Linked DNA regions of Homo sapiens: regions 1, 3 and 4 are each linked to region 2. A link is a loop called in an ENCODE intact Hi-C map of the cell type or tissue named here. Cell type or tissue: Calu3. All regions are shown on one strand. Region 1 overlaps LINC02942 (long intergenic non-protein coding RNA 2942). Region 2 overlaps LINC02942 (long intergenic non-protein coding RNA 2942). Region 3 overlaps LOC124904498 (a long non-coding RNA gene). Region 4 has its middle 4.1 kb from the start of C4BPB.

The links. Peaks named below come from ENCODE experiments on the same cell type or tissue, not always from the same donor. Only the 100,000 strongest peaks of a DNase experiment are listed, where the experiment ranks them.
Region 1: a loop joins it to region 2, with 2.7 times the contacts of the local background. A loop is called at or near these places in 6 of 110 quality-filtered maps.
Region 3: a loop joins it to region 2, with 3 times the contacts of the local background. A loop is called at or near these places in 26 of 110 quality-filtered maps.
Region 4: a loop joins it to region 2, with 4 times the contacts of the local background. A loop is called at or near these places in 5 of 110 quality-filtered maps.

What each region holds. Positions count from the first base shown.
Region 1 is chr1:207,298,032-207,300,531 of GRCh38, reverse strand. The region is part of intron 2 of LINC02942 (long intergenic non-protein coding RNA 2942); the gene reads right to left. All of the region lies in intron 1 of LOC107985251 (a long non-coding RNA gene), which reads left to right. Among named protein-coding and RNA genes, the nearest start is that of CD55, 22 kb to the left of the region's middle. In Calu3, no CTCF peak of the experiment used is centred here; no DNase peak of the experiment used is centred here.
Region 2 is chr1:207,240,504-207,243,003 of GRCh38, reverse strand. All of the region lies in intron 1 of LINC02942 (long intergenic non-protein coding RNA 2942), which reads right to left. The region is part of intron 1 of LOC107985251 (a long non-coding RNA gene); the gene reads left to right. Among named protein-coding and RNA genes, the nearest start is that of LINC02942, 1.6 kb to the right of the region's middle. In Calu3, no CTCF peak of the experiment used is centred here; DNase peaks (open chromatin) are centred at 1,373 and 2,133.
Region 3 is chr1:207,404,087-207,406,586 of GRCh38, reverse strand. All of the region lies in intron 1 of LOC124904498 (a long non-coding RNA gene), which reads left to right. Among named protein-coding and RNA genes, the nearest start is that of CR2, 49 kb to the left of the region's middle. In Calu3, a CTCF peak has its summit at 1,466 (motif pointing right); a DNase peak (open chromatin) is centred at 1,416.
Region 4 is chr1:207,083,510-207,086,009 of GRCh38, reverse strand. No RefSeq gene overlaps it. Among named protein-coding and RNA genes, the nearest start is that of C4BPB, 4.1 kb to the left of the region's middle. RefSeq lists an enhancer at 848-1,057. In Calu3, a CTCF peak has its summit at 1,139; a DNase peak (open chromatin) is centred at 1,119.

The sequences.
Region 1 (2,500 bases), 58 kb before region 2:
TAATGATAAAAAGCTAACACAGATTCAGAAATATAGTACTTTTAAATGTATTCTGCTTATTAATCAAAATAGCATCCATATACTTTCATAAGTATTAGTCTATTAATTTGTCCTACAGAAAATAGTTTAACCAAGCATGAAAACTCCTAGACTCCGTAAAATTCCTGCAACCCCTTACTGGGACTCAAGGTTGCCCTCTTCTTTTTTCTTTCAGTCTTCATTTACCTCTGAGATACTGCCGGTCTCCTTCATGCAGACTACAAAATCCCATTCTCCTTTACTTCTTTCAATTGCACTTTCATCCTCATGAAACTTCTCATGCCCATTCTTCAGTATGTTCTTTTTAATTCAATAAGTTTAGATTTAACATATTGAGCACCTATTATGTGTCAAGTACTGTGCTAGGCACATCCATGCATAATTTCATTTAACCTCACAATAATTCTTCACAGTAACACTTTGAGGATGTTATTATATCACAACTTTAGATAGGAGGAAATTAATGACTTGGTCAGGTTGCAAAGTGGTAAGTAAAGGAACCTGAATCCCGAGCACTACCTTGGAGGCCTCTAGTATTTCCACAGTACAGAATCTGCTATTGTATGTCATAGTACTCTCAACACCTGTGTGAATCACATATCAATGTAGTAGGTCTTCTGTACCAATTTCTAGGCCAGGTGCCAGATGAGAGCAATAAGATCAAGTTCCACACATCAAGGTTCTTATAATCTAATAAATATAATGAAGTTGTAGATTTTTAACCCATTTCCCATTTGCCCTGAGAATACTCTTGTCTCTAATCCTTATAACATCATATACATTTCTGTTGCATTAGGATTAGAGACAAGTTCTATTTAGAAATAACTTCAAGAACAGTTTCTATATTTTATTTTTATATTGAAAATCAGTCAGATTTGCTTCAGCCTCAAAGAGCATGTTTATGTAAAATTAAATGAGCATGGGCAGCAAGCTGCAGGAAATGAGTTAAAAAGATGACTGGGCACATATAAAAGCGACCTGTTATTGCAAATGTAATTTATCTAGCATTCTAAACAGTTAGTCAAGTATAGTTCCCTCTTATTCACATAATAGGGATTTACTATATATAACCAGATTCATAGAATAAAAGCATGCAGGATCAAATTGTAGAGATGCTATAGTTATTTCAAATTCAGCACCCGCTAACATCTTGCCAGGAATATGTGGCCTCTGTGGAAGTCCTTGTAACCAGGCAAGCACCACATTGCCATGGCATTGTCTCTTCAAACAAAATAAGGCCCCAGTGTCTTCAGAGAGCTGAGGCTACTTTGGACTTCAGATCAAATTGGAGTCTAAAGAAGTCAACCACAAAGCACACCAGAGGCATATATGCACTTATGTGCCCACAAATAGAAATATGTGGCTTCCATTGTTAGTATTCTACATGCATTATTTGCTCTCCTTCTAAGGTGTCTATTTTGTCTTCTGAAAGAAGAGTGGAACTCTGAGAGTAAATATTTATCTTGCAAAGCATGATTGGCTTTTTGTAATAATGGAGTAAACAACTCAAAAGAAATGAAGTAAGTCTAAGAGGTGGAAAGCTGTGGTTTTTCTGGCATGAGGAAAGGCTTAAGTATGGAAGAGTTTCAACTGATCAAGCAGCAGTAAGTATGCAGGAACTGGGTACAGTTTGAAGAACGAAAGTACTAATGTGTGAAGATGGAAATCATTATTCAGGCATGAGTATGTTTCAGCAAACATTGCCAAAGCTGTTCTATTGACATTTTAAGCTTGTATTAAAATGCTGCCAATAGAAAAGGAAGGAAGGCATTTCTGCCCAGCTGCGATTTTCATTTTTCTTTGAAACGAGGTTCTCTTATGTCCCCAACACTTCCCAGTCTAGCACAAAGTCCTGAGCTGAGAATCAAGAAATGCGAGTTCTGGTACCAGATCTCACATTAACTAGTAGGCTTACTTTAGGAAAGCCAAAGAATAATAGAATTACAGCCTTAAAAGAAACTTTAAAATTTTCTTAATCCTATGATTTCATTTTATAGCAGCTGTAATGGAGCTGAAACCCATCTGTGCTTTGCTTTTTCCAGTTTGTTGAATGCGTTGATCACTTCCCCTGCCTCTATCACAGAATTGTAGAGAGGTCCAAATGAAACAGGAAGTTTGACTGCATGTTCTCACTTATAAGTGGGAGCTGAACAATGAGAATACATGGACACAGGGAGGGGAATAACACACACTGGTGCTTGGGGGCAGGAGCGGCAATGGGGAGAGAGCATCAGGAAAAAGAGCTGATGCATGCTGGGCTTAATACCTAGGGGATGGGTTGATAGGTGCAGCAAACCACCATGGCACACGTTTACCTATGTAACAAACCAGCACATCCTGCACATGTATCCCAGAACTTAACATAAAAAGAAAGAGGAGGTTTGAGAGTGTCTCACTCTCATAACCTCTTTCTTCACTAAATTGCTTTGCTATTCAATGTTAGTCTTACTGTTTCAGGTTT
Region 2 (2,500 bases):
CATAAAGTCAGCAGCAGAGGAGACTTTTTTTTAACTGAAGTTATTTGAGAAGTGTTTTGTGATAAAGAGACATTGCCCTGTGAAAACTTGCAAGAACTGCACAAACTCAGAATCTGCAAGCACTTCCCTACGTACCAACCTCAACAATACCCTGTGTTTTGCATTTATAGAAAACAATTTGCAGTGGCTCACGCCTGTAATCCCAGCACTTTGGGAGGCTGAGGCGGGCAGATGACGAGGTCAGGAGATCGAGACCATCCTGGCTAACACGGTGAAACCCCGTCTCACTAAAAATACACTAAAATTAGCTGGGTTTGGTGGCGGGCGCCTGTAGTCCCAGCTACTCGGGAGGCTGAGGCAGGAGAATGGCGTGAACCCAGAAGGCGGAGCTTGCAGTGAGCTGAGATCATGCCACTGCACTCCAGCCTGGGCGACAGAGCGAGACTCTGTCTCAAAACAAACAAACAAACAAACAAAAATTTTAAGGAAAAAAATTTAAGTATTTGAATAATGAAAATTACTTACCAAACTGCAAAAATAAAACCTTGTATTTATATAATGTTTTATGGTTTACAGAGAACTTTTACACATACCTTATAAATGTAGGTTCTAGTTCGTTTTCTCAGAATTTGTGACAACAATAAAAATTTCACTTTTGCTTTCTGGATGGTAAAATGTGACAGCCAATTGTTAAACAAAAATACAGCAGGTGATAATGAACTCATTTAAGAGGTAAAGGAATTTTAAGCACTTTTGTATTTATATTTATATGTAAGGAAGCGAAGCTGCCTGCACTTCATCTTTATCTGTTTACTAGGGTAGATCCCCAGGAATATACACAAACCAAGTTTTTTTAATCCCCTAGTAATGGTATTAGCATATACTTAAAAGTATTAAAACTTAAAAAAATTGTAGTTAAACATTCCTTAAATAAAATGGAAGTTAATAAACAATTTATTATACCATTAATAAAATAATTAATTTGTTAATAAACAACATTAATAAAATAATTTATTATGCCTCCCACAAATTGGTGTAAATTACTACAATTTGACCATACTTATAAAATTCCTAACATGGAATAAATATCTTTGCAATTGATTGATGTAAACTACCTTCCTTTCATTGATTGTGCACTTTACCCAGGCTTTCCTGGGGCCCTGTGCACTAGGAATGCCTGGCTCACGGTGTAGGCTGGATAGGCATGAGATACAGGGATGGGAGGGTGGTTTGCTCCCTGACGCAGGCCTCATGGTACATGTTGACCTGCACTGACAGAAGCCCGAAGGTCACAGATTCCACCTAGAAACAACTAAAGGAAAGAGAGAGAACTAGCAGCAGCCTCTGCCAAACTGGAGGTCAGCTGTCCAATAGCCAGTAGCAGCTACACCCTGGGGCAAAGTCAGGTCAAGACCAAGCTCTGCATTAAGGAAGAGCTCAGGGCAAGAGGGTGGAATCAGGGTTCCTAGAATCAACTGAGTCAAAGGACACTCAAAACTTCAATTTTAGCATCAGGGGCTCTGATGCAAGGAGTAAGTAACCTTGTGGAACTCTGAAGCCATTTAGCAATAGAACCCTAATCTTTTCCTTACAGGATAGGAGCTGTACTTAAAAGAGATTGTTATCTAGGAATGTAAGTAATTCATTTTTGAGTGAAAAAACAAATAAGGGATGGAAAAAAAGGACTTTGGTTCAGAGTGGGCAGGCTCAGTCACCCTTAAAGCAAACCTTGAGTGTGATAAGTCTGAGTGTGAGATCCACTCGAGTCAGGAAATCACAGCGTGAGAGAAAGCCATCCTGAGCAGCACTGCCTACTTAGGACAAGGTGTGGCTTCAGTTATGAATTTGGACTGCCAACAGAAGGATGAAATTAAAAAACAAACAAAACAAAATTGATGAGGAAAGTTACATTTCCTTCCAAAAGTTCTAAAGCCTGAGGGGGAAAGAGAAATACGGAAAAAAAAAAAAAAAAACCTCAAGAATACAGACAGGCCTGACAAAATTACTCAGACAATATTTGAGTGGGACATTCCTTTTTGTTTTTCCTGATTTACCTAAGTCACCTAATGAGTCACACTTTGGTGCCATTCTGGTCTGTTAAAAGAGGGAAATGTGGTGCCTGAAGCACTGAAAAGCATGCAGGAGCATGTGGCTGCAAGTGGGAACATACACAGACAGCAAGATTCCATCAGACCTGAAGAATGCTTGCATGGTTTTCAATCAGCCAAAAGCCACACTCAGCCTGGTGTTATGTCTCTGAAAAAAGGCAGTAAAAGATAAGCTGTTTATGTACATAATTATAATTCATGGGAAATAATACTTGAATAATAATATAATAATAATAAATATGCTGATTTTTACTACAAGAAGATGAGTTTTGGGAAAGGCCTGAAAATGACCTGCCTACCTAGTTCAGCTGCAAAGACTGTTACAGGAGTTCAAAATCCAAAGCACTTAGTTCTCATTTACCAAAAGTAACTCGGTAAATTATGATGTAACA
Region 3 (2,500 bases), 160 kb before region 2:
ATACAGGCATTCAGTTAGTTTGGGTTTGTTGTTGTTGTTTGCTACTAAGACATACGTTTGTTAAGTTATGTAGCTTTTTTCTTGTTGTTCATCTAATTTATGTAAGAAAACTTAGCAATAATTCACCTAGTAATGTTTTAAGAAGATGGCCACAGAGAGTGGGAAGATAGAAAAATATATATCTAATAGATTATATAGGCTTCAGATTTCTGGAGAATTTTCATTTTGAGGGTCAGCTAAATTCAGCCTGATATATATGCTTTTATGAAGGATTCTCTGATCTCCCCATAAGTGTCTCACATTCAGGGACCTCATTATCTTTATTATGTAATTTTACAATAAATTATGGTTCTATTGGACTTAAGCATTTATACAAACATTAGCTCCCTTAATCATCATAGTTGTAAATGGGGCAAATCTTACAAAGAACATTGAACTTGGAATCAAGAAATCTAATATAAATTTCTAGCTCTGCCATTTGTCAGTTTATTGAGTTTGGATGAGTTATAAGATCTCTTTGAACTACATCTTCCTCATCATAAGATAGAGACAGTAAACACTTTCTCTATCCCCCTCAGGGGGTGGTGGGAAGGATTACATGAGACAATGTATATAAATGCAGAAAGTATTATAGGTTTGTGAAGTGTTTATTGACATTGTTACAGATGACAGAATGAAGGCTCAAAAGGTTCAGTTAGTAAATGGAGAGTCATCACAAAGGTATATAAATGTTATACCTGGGACTTCATATTTAAAAAGGTCTGAGGGCTATAAATAAGTGTGGATAAGAAGTCTTGGCTCTGAAGTTCAGGAAGAACAGATAAGAGGCCTATGTAGCTAACTAATCCATAAATAAGGGCCACTAGTTTTTTTAATATATATTTAAACTTTTGAATTTTAGTTAATGTTTGAAAAGACTTTGTGAATACCTCAAAAACTTGATGTTACTAAATTTGCAAGTAGGAATTTAAATGCAAGTTATCATCAGCAGAAAATATTATTTCATCCTGTATTAAAAGCAAGGCCAGGTGTGGTGGCTTGCACTTCGAATCCCAGCATTTTGGGAGCCCGAGGCGGGCAGATCATCTGAAGTCAGGAGTTCGAGATCAGCCTGGCCAACATGGTGAAACCCTCGTCTCTACTAAAAAAAAAAAAAAAAAAAAAATACAAAAATTAGCTGGACATGGTGGCAGGTGCCTGTAATCCCAGCTACTCAGGAGGCTGAAGCAAGAGAATTGTTTGAACCCGGGAGGTGGAGGTTGCAGTGAGCCAAGATTGCACCATTGCACTACTATAGCCTGGGTGACAAGAGCAAAACTCTGTCTCAAAAAGAAAAAAAAAAGACAAATTGTGGTGACCCTGATGATGTGTACCCAATAAAAACCACAGAATTCCTATGTATTCAGCACCTCAGCTGTTTCAGTGTGACAATGGCCTCACTTACTGTGCAAATCCTTAGAGTACTTACCTACCACTAGATGGAGACATAGCCATAACTGATCAAAGTCCACTTAGCTGTTTAAAAGAAAAAAATACCTTACCCTCCAATAACCATATATGAAAAAGTACATATTCATTAGCAATACAATGTGATAACTTTCTTTGATATTTTGATACACTTGCTTGAATTTTTAGTATTTCAGAAATGTGAACTATTGTCAGCTGTGAAGGTTCCAAGTGCCTTCTAGATGGCGTATTTATACCTCAAATCTCTGGAACTGGGTAGCAGAAGACAGTAAGTTATAAAAGCAAAATAATGTAAAAAAGTATATATATAGTTTTTAGAATAGTGTGAAGAATGTATTTTCTATTAAGGAACATGAAAAGATCTAATAAACCTAGTAACCGAAAACTTCTATAAAGTACAACTTTCTGCCTCTGAATTCAGAGATTTTTTTTTCCAGAATAATCCTAGGTAGATGTATTTGCTTTATCAATTCTGTCTGAAAGTCTGTGACCCTATTCACTCTATAGATTCAAGGTTATCTTCAAACTAGGGACAATTTCCTTTATTATTTATATGTTTATTGTCTACAATGAAAATGTTTTATATATGTGATGATGTACTTATATATGTACTATGTTAGGTCATTCTTTCATTGCTATAAAGAAATACCTGAGACTGGGTAATTTATAAGAAAAGAGGTTTAATTGGTTTATGGTTCTGCAAGCTGTACAAGAAGCATAGCGTATCTGCTTCTGGAGAGGCCTCAGGAAGCTTCCAATCATGGTGGAAGGCAAAGGGGGAAAAGACATGTCACGTGGCAAAAGCAGGAGCAAAAGGGAGAGTGGTGGTGGGGTGGTGCCATGCACTTTTAAATGGACAGATCTAATGAAAACTCACTCACTATCATGAGAACACTACCAAGTGGATGGTGCTAAACCATGCCTGAGAAATCCGGCTCCATGATTCAGTCACCTCCCTCCAGGTCCCATCTCCAACATCAGAGATTATAATTCAATACGTGATTTGGGTGGGGACAAATATCCAGACTATATC
Region 4 (2,500 bases), 160 kb after region 2:
CCAGGACAGGGTCCTCCTGGGGCTCCTGATGGGTGAATATTTACACCACAAGAGTAAATAAAGATTACAGGCTTATATATTTTACTATTTGTATCCAAAATTAGGCGAATTAATAAATGAGCGTTAGCAGGCTCTTCTATTCCTTTGAACATTAAAAGATAGTTGGATCTATGCCAGATCGTTTCCTGGAGAACTGGGGTAATAGATCAGGTGAAACTGTTGTTCTCAGACTGGCTTCATTGCTTTACAATGGAATGGGCAAGCTGGGCATAGTGGTTCACACCTGTAATCTCAACACTTTGGGAGGCCGAGGCAGGTGGATGGCTTGAGCACAGGAGTTCAAGACCAGCATAGCAAGACCTCATCTCTATAAAAAATAAAATTTTATATATATTAGACAGGCATGGTGGCATGTGCCTGTAGTCCTAGATACTTGGGAGGCTGAGACAGGAGGATCACCTGAGTCCAGGAGATCAAGGCTTCAGTGAGCTGTAATTGCACCACTGCACTCCAGTGTAGGCAACAAAGCAAGAACCTGTTTCAAAAAAACAAATAACAACAAAACACAAAGAAATGGGCAGATGGTAGTTAAAGGAAGAGATCAGGAGGTGAGGAAGGAAGAGTAGAAATATAAAAGTCAGCAATGCCCAATCTGGGGGAAGAGTTGTGGGAAGTTATAAAAGGGGCACACACATTGCAGTGTGTGTAAGATTTTAAGAGAATTCAGGAAAGACTATTTTAAGAAGTTCTACAGGGTGTCATGAATGGATTCCCTTTGGTCTTTGTCAAGAGAATTCAGAAAAGATTTAAATTGCTCTTTTAATGTTTTTTACACGTTGGGTTGATGTTTCCCCAATGCCTGACCAAAACAACCTGGGCCAGAAAAGTGTGGGGGGCGCACAGCCACATACTCAAACTTATGTACAAGGCATTTGAGGTTGGGGCATGGAAAAATGCTGAGGCACTGTGTGTATGTTATTTGTGCATGAGAATATAATTCCTTGACCCTGAAAACAGGACAAGGAGTGGAGTGTGTGATAAGGAACGCTGAAAACAGCCTCCTGAGAATGCGGTTTGAGTGCTTTGACAAGGCCACAGGTGTCTCACAACCCGACCTCAAAAAGCCATCTGGTGGATGTTTGTGGTGTAACAAGCCCTTTCAATGAATACATGGTGGGCAGATATTGGGGCGGACTCTCCTCAGAAGAGCTGCTCCCTCCCCCGCTCAGCTGGAATTTTCTGAGAACTCATTCTTGGCGTTCACTGCAAGCTATAAGCTTTGCAAAAAGTAGCCTTAGGCAGATTCCATGGGAATGTAAATTTTAAAAAGAATTTGTAAAAATCAAATTGTGCATGAAACACTGTAGAATAAGCTTTAATTATGAGTTTAGATGGACCTGCACTGTGGCAAGATCAGAGTTGATGCATTGTTACTCTAAGTTTTAGGGGACAAGAATAAGTCACCTTAAAATATGCCTCTTTGGCATAAAGATTATTTTGAACTGCAGGCAAATGAGATGCAATGGAAGCAGAAAGAAGCCTTCCTGGAGTATCTCTTAGATGACTCTAAGCAGAAACTTCTGAGGAATGAGGACTGCTGTAAGTCCTTTCTCCGGAGGGAGATTTATGTCCACAAAGAAGTCAGTGTCAAGACAGACCTACACAAACCTTCTCCATTAGTTTCTTTCAGGTATTTGCCTTCTCAAAATTTGCAGCCCTAGAAACTTAACGTTTTTTCCTTTGTCTTGTCACTTCTCTACAAAGTTATTGCTCTTTTGTTAAGATGCTATATAAATCTAAGCTCTAACTCCCCTTTGAGTTACTCATCATGAGGTTCCTCCCAGGTGGGGTGTGCTTCACACATTAATAAATTGTTTGGGTTTCTTTTGTCAATCTGTTTTGTTAGTCTAATTTACAAAGTCCCAGGCAGAGAACCTAGGAGGGTAGAAGGAAAAATAATTTTTTCCTCTCTTACAAAGCAATGGCAGCCTAACTCCTCAAAGGCTACTGCTCACCTTGTTATAGCTCTTCAGACCTGCTACAATGTTTCAATTACCTACTAAGGCAGGTTGCTACTTCTTCAATAGCTATTGAACCCTTCTTTGGTAACTAAACCCTAATTATAACTGGCACAAAGCCACTTGGAATAAAAATATTCCAGCCTGCATGAAAGCTGTATGTAGCCACTTGACTACATTTTGACCAATGAGGTATAAGCATAAGTGTGCTTGCAAAATCTAGGAAATATTCTTTTTTTAATTTTTAACTTTACAGTAGGTGTATATATTTATGGGTTACATGAGAAGGGAAATATCCTTAAAAGAAGCTGGTATGTCCTGTTGCCTTCTTCCTTCCTGCTGGCCAGAGTGTAAACATGTTTTCTGCAACTGGAGTAGCCACCTTCCTCTATGAAGTAGAATCCAACACATTGTTCTTTTTGAGCGAGAGAGACAGAGAAAGAGAGAGAGAGCGAGTCTCACTCTGTCATCCAGGCTGGAGT